2 separate regions of the Homo sapiens genome follow, and region 2 is linked to region 1. The links are chromatin contacts, found by Hi-C or POLR2A ChIA-PET in ENCODE. All regions are on one chromosome and are shown on one strand. Each heading gives the region's core, a stretch centred on a gene start or an enhancer-like site at or near the end of the contact. The rest is flanking DNA. Distances are from core to core; before and after follow the strand shown.

What was found. Hi-C counts contacts between places; a loop is a spot of excess contacts on that map. ChIA-PET counts read pairs that join two places held with the same protein, here RNA polymerase II (POLR2A).
Region 2: a map with no recorded cell type shows a loop between it and region 1 (7-fold over the local background). The contact joins two enhancer-like sites. A Hi-C loop is called at or near these places in 1 of 168 maps with a recorded cell type or tissue (transverse colon) and 1 of 37 single-sample maps with no recorded cell type. POLR2A ChIA-PET finds 5 or more read pairs at or near these places in 2 of 52 experiments (activated T-cell and endothelial cell of umbilical vein).

The regions. Positions count from the first base shown.
Region 1 is chr3:9,079,053-9,081,752 of GRCh38, forward strand. It overlaps SRGAP3 (SLIT-ROBO Rho GTPase activating protein 3), which reads right to left. Exons shown (of 22, transcript NM_014850.4): 4 at 973-1,035. Among named protein-coding and RNA genes, the nearest start is that of SRGAP3-AS2, 110 kb to the right of the region's middle. Within about 2 kb of position 1,284, at least 2 of the 41 ENCODE cell types and tissues checked have a DNase peak (open chromatin) inside an H3K27ac peak, as active enhancers do.
Region 2 is chr3:9,134,557-9,137,638 of GRCh38, forward strand. All of the region lies in intron 1 of SRGAP3 (SLIT-ROBO Rho GTPase activating protein 3), which reads right to left. Among named protein-coding and RNA genes, the nearest start is that of SRGAP3-AS2, 56 kb to the right of the region's middle. Within about 2 kb of position 1,460, at least 2 of the 41 ENCODE cell types and tissues checked have a DNase peak (open chromatin) inside an H3K27ac peak, as active enhancers do.

The DNA of each region.
Region 1 (2,700 bases), core at 34-2,533:
TAAACACAGAAAGATAATAAAACCAAACAGAAGGGGCTTCTCACAGACTGCTGTTCTTTCCCCTCATACCAGGGATTTTCAAATACAATTTTACCAGCAGATTCTCCCCAACACACAAACAAACACACTTTTCATGAAATGCTATATAGGGCACCTATCTATTTAAAACATAACCATTCTTCTCTGTTCTGATTGGGTAGGATTGAGGGGCCTGGAGCTCTACCTGCTGGGTCTACCCACCCCACTCCCCATATCTCTCCATGGGGTCCCCACATTCCTCTTGAGGAAGCCGTAGGCTCCTCAAAGCACAGTCTGAAAGTTCCTGCATCATCACCTCATGTGTTTGTGTCCCCATTTGCTCACCTTCTTGGATTCTAAAACTCATCTCAAGCACAGTTAGATGTTGACTCCAAGCAGGTAACAAAGTCAGCCGTGGACCACACTGTGATGTTATGAAACTATGCCTTGGAGATGGCAATGCAGGCTCACCCCATGACCTCCCGTGATCCTCGGAACCGTGCTCCATTTTGCAGATGCACAGACTGAGACCCAGACAAACTGCCCACCTGCCTATGGTCCTACAGTTGGTAAGGAGGGGCCTCTGCTGGAGCCTGTGCTGCCTCACTCCAAAACTCACATCCCTGCCTTCAGGAGCCTTCACACTCACACTCCCCCGGCCTTGACTTTGTGCCCTCTGTTCTTGCAGGTAACACGCCCCACAGCGGCAGGTCGTTTGAATCTCTCGTGAATTTTGACAAACTAGACAAGCCCAGGCCCTGCCCCAGATGTACAGAATCAGAAGCTGGGGCTGTGAGTCATTACATCCTGACACGATGACCCACTGTCACTCAGCATAAAACGCAGCAAAAAAGGCCTGGGGTCATTCCAGACCTCTGTTTTGCTTCCCTCCAGCTCTGGTGATGAAGACAGAGACCCAATCCCAAAACAGCAGTGAGCCTGGGCAGAACTTACTGTGTAGAGCTCATTGGTCACCTTCAGGAGCTCCTCGTGCATCTGCAGGCCAATCTCCTTGCTCTGGAATGTGGAAGAACAAATGTCAGCGGGGGAGAAGTTTGCTGGCTACATTTACCAATCTCTTTTCAAAAGCGAAAGGTCAGGAATGTTTCGGGTGGGGTCAGAAGGGGTACAGAAATCAGCATAAATTTCATTGATCTACAACAACATAAATTCCTCAACTATGTCCATGAAACAAACCCACAGAGAGAGGTTCCTTGCAGATGGGATTCCCTGATCATATGAGTTGGAGAACCCTACACATCATTTCCCTACCACAGTGACTCACAGTGACAGTAGCATATTAAAGATGTGGGGAAGCCCCACAGAATTTTTCTTTAATTCTACGTGTACTAAGCTGGTATGACCAGGGTCTGAGCTCCTTGCACAATCCTCATGAATGGCTACAGAGTGGGGTTCCATAGAACACACTTTGAGAAACAATGATTTGGCATCCCAATTCCTCTTGAGAGTAAATGATAATTCTCAAGTCCTCCAGGAAAAATCTCAGGTCCTCCAGAATATGAGTCCCCAGCCTCCAGGCCACAGATCAGTCCATGGCCCACTAAGAACCAGGCCACACAGCAGGAGGTGAGCGGTGGGTGAGCGGGCATTACCATCTGAGCTCCTGTCAGATCAGTGGTGGCATTAGATTCTCATACGTCCTCGAACCCTGGTGTGAACTGCGCATGTGGGGGATCTAGGTTGCACGCTCCTTATGAAAATCTAATGCAGGATGATCTGTCACTGTCTCCCATCACCCCCAGATGAAACCATGTAGTTGCAGGAAAACAAGCTCAGGGCTCAGGGCTCAAACTGATTCTACATTACAGTGAGTTGCATAATTATTTCATTATATATTACAATGCAATAATACAGAAATGAAATACACAATAAATATAATGTGCTTCAATCATCCCGAAACCATCGCCCCACCCTGGTCCATGGAAAAATTGTCTTCCACAAAACTGGTCCCTGGTGCAAAAAAGGTTGGGGACCACTGCTCCAGAAGATGTTTCCTGAAGGCTTGTCTTCCTTGACTGAGAATCAGCAGCTGGCACCCACTTGGACATCGCCTTCCTAGCTTTCAAGGACTGGTTACAACAGATGCCCTAACCTTAGTTTGACTCCAAATTTCAGCTCAGCCCTCCCCAGTGCTGGTCCCCTGGTCTGCCTAATCTCATCTTACCATTGCCTAGATCCTGACACAGTCGCAAGTCCACACTCTCAAGATGTCTCTTCCAATGAGGAACAGGAGAAGTACAGGTTGGCAGAAAGGCCTCTGGGGCACAAGGCAAAAGATCTAGCTTCTCATTTCCACTGTTGGCTGTGTGGCCTTGGAGAATCACTTCCCCCTTTGAGCCTCAGCTACCTCACCTATCAAATAAAAAGCTTAAACTAAAACAATACTTTCCAAAGCATGGTCTGAAGATCACTGCTAGATGCTATGCTAAAAAGGGGGAGCAGGGGCTTCTAAGACTACATGCATTTGAGAAAAAGCTAATTGAACAAAGGTAGACAAGTTTTCTTAATGCAGGACTTCTCAGTGCCTTTCATGTCCTTCCTTGCATGGAGACTTTCTAAGAAGGAGGTATAGTCTGTAGTTTCATTGACCACAGTCCTATTTCCATGAAGTGGCTTTCATGATATTTAAGGACACAATTCAGAAAACAATGAGAAAATTAT
Region 2 (3,082 bases), core at 210-2,709, 56 kb after region 1:
AAATGGCTTGCCCAAGACCACCAAGAAAGTGGCAAAGCCAGGGCTGAAACCGAGAGTAAAGGGCAGACAGGAACTAACATCACCCAATGCCCAGGTCAGGGAACTTTCTGTGGCAGTCCTGCTGCCTCCTCTTTCAAGGATCATGTCCTGTTGTACCTCCTGTCTCCACTCTCAGTGGTCATCTTTGTGCCATCCACACAGAGCACCAGTCTGGCTGTCATTATATGCATCCCAGTGCATCCTGACCCTGACCTCAGGCCCTCCTCTGAGGAGAGAAATCTCAGCTTCATAGCACAATGTAGCGGGCTCTGGGTTCACCTGCCCGGTGGTTCAAATCCTGGCCCTGCCACATGCTCAGGTGGGCAACCTGAGACTCAGTTTCCTCTGTCAAATGGGGATGATAATAATCTCTACCTCATATTGTTGTGAGAATGGTATGTGTTAATGCAAAGGAAGTTCCTGGCATAGTGCTTTCCATATATTGGTACCATATTGTCCAACACAGTCGCCACTAGCCACATGTGGCTATTTGCATTTAATTAAAATAAAAAACTCATTCCTCTGTTGCACTTGCCACATTTCACGTGTTAAACCATCCTGGACAGTGCAGAATATTTCCATCATTGCAGAAACTTCCATTGGACAGCACTGCGTCAGAGGCTTTATAAAGTTAAGCTATGATTATCATTTATTATAACTTCTTTCTGTGGCCATTTCTCATCTCCTTAAATGGAAAATATGGTCCTGAAAGGCAGGGATGGCACTATGTTTTATTACTCCGAATTTGCGCACGACCTCTCCAACAAGAGCAGTGTAATGGAGTCTTCCAAACCCTCCCCTCAAGAAAACATGATGATGGAGACTCACTCTCCTTGCTCCCAGCCCAAAACCCAGCATCCTGGTGGGGTCCCTTGCCCTCCAACTCCAGCCCTAGCGGAGATGATGTGGCCCAGTGGATAGACCCAGCAGAGCCTGGACTCTGGAGCCACTCTCACAGGGTTGATTATTGTCTCTGCCGGATCTGCACTGTGAAGCCTTGGGCAGTCAACTCAGTATCTTCTCTGAGCTGTCTTCGGATTTGTAAAAGGCAAGTAAGTATTCTTATCTTGCAGGGTTGTTGCCAGGATCAGACTGGAAATAATGCACATGATGTGCCAGGCACCTGGTGGACCCTCGGCGAATAGCATCTATACAGAGGTGGCATGGCGCAGCGGAAGGGCATGCACTCACAAGCTCACAAGTTCTGAGGACAGTCAGCCTAGGCTCCAAATCTGGTTTTCTCCACTTTGGGGAAGTGGCTTCAGCCTGGTCTCTGTTTTCTCATCTGTAAAATAGGGAATAATACCTTCCCCCCTGGGGTTGTTAAAAGGGTGAGGGGTGGTATGCGCGTGGTGCCTGGGGCACTGCAGGGACGCAAGAAATGAGCCATGGCGGCTGCTGTAGTCATGGACCGTGAGCACCAGGCACGCTGGGCACCGAGCTAAGTGTTTCCCAGGCGCCATCTCGCGCCCCGCGTCCACAGTCCCACAAGGAGGGCTGTGTCACCAGCCACCTTCTTCCAGCCTCTCTGTGCTGGTTCCCCTTCCCCGCCCGCCCTCCTCGCAGGCCTGGCCCACGTTTCGCTCCTTCTCTAGGCCCTGCACAAAAGACTCGTGCGCTGCCCGGACACGGGCTCCCCATTGCCGCCCTTCTCCTAGCCTCCTGTACACCGAGAGGCGGCTTCCGGGACGGCCCCGAGGGTCCGCAGGATCCGTGCGCCCAGCGCCGGGGCTGGAGGCAGCAGATGCCGGGCCGGGGTCAGCCGCCGCGCGCCGTTGCCACGGCAACCGTCGCTGGGACCCCCCCCCCCCCCGACCGCCCCGCCCCGCCCCGCGCGCCACGTGCAGCAGCCGGGGTGGCTGAAAGCGGGCTCCTAAGCCATCTCTTCGGATTCCTTCTTCGCAGACGCGAGCAAGCTCCTGGCACCCTGTAGTCTCTCCCTCTCCCCTTCCTGTATTCGGCCAACGACCGACATCAGGCCATTCTTTATTAACCTTTATCAAGCCAGGCCGGTCAGCGGCCATCCTCAATTATTAAATAATACCACGTTAGAGGAGGCAGTGGGTGTCCCGCCCTTTTACAGATGAGGAAATTGAGGCCCAAGAGAAGGGAAAGGGGCTGCCTGAATCACAGGATTGGAACCTGGGCCTGCCTGATGCCAGAGTCCACCGGAGACTCCGCCAGGAGCTTCCTGGGTCTATCCCTGATCCCCACGGTTCCTGCGGAGTCTGCCCCTCATCAATAGGCCTTTTGGGTTCTGCAGTGCCAAAAGCTGGATCTGGGATCAGACTTGGCTGAGTTCAGAGCCTGACCTTGACGCTGGCTAGCTGTGTGACCTTCAGCAAGTCAGTCAACCTCTCTGGGCCTTGGTTTTCCCATCTGCAGGATGGAGGAAGTAAGAGCAGACATTTTGGAGCTGTGTGCTTCCCCGAATTGTCTCCTTGAACCTATGCTACAGCCTTAGGAGGAAGTTACTACTATTATCCCGTTTTGCAGAGGAGGAGACTGAGCCACAGAGAGGTGAAATGACATGCCTAATTTCATGTAAATATTAAGAAATCTGTTGGCCCCAAATCTTATACCACGTTGCCAGAGAGATGAGTGCCTGCCATATGTACTATACCAAGTGAGCCAGGTTTTTACGCTCTGTCTTTCGCCACCTCACGATTATTCAGGGTAGTAAAGGCCAGGCTTAGAACAGAGAATCAAAGCATATCAACTCCGAAGGCTTCCCTGAAGCAAATTTTATCTGCTTGCAGCTTTCTAGGGGATGGGGGAACACATATGCTGGGAAGGCAGTGCTGGGTGAAGTGACTGGCATCTCCCACACTGATTCTCACCACTACCAGCTCCTCCAAAAAGGAAGCACAGTATATTGGCTAGTACTTTGAAAAAAATAAGAGTTATTTAATAATGATGATGCTATCAACCAGGAAAATTTTCTTCTATGTAAGAGGAAATGATAAGGTCCCCAACACACTAGGGAATTAGCATTGGATATACATGCACGGCTGAAGAAATTAAAGAAAGGAGTCCCACTTCC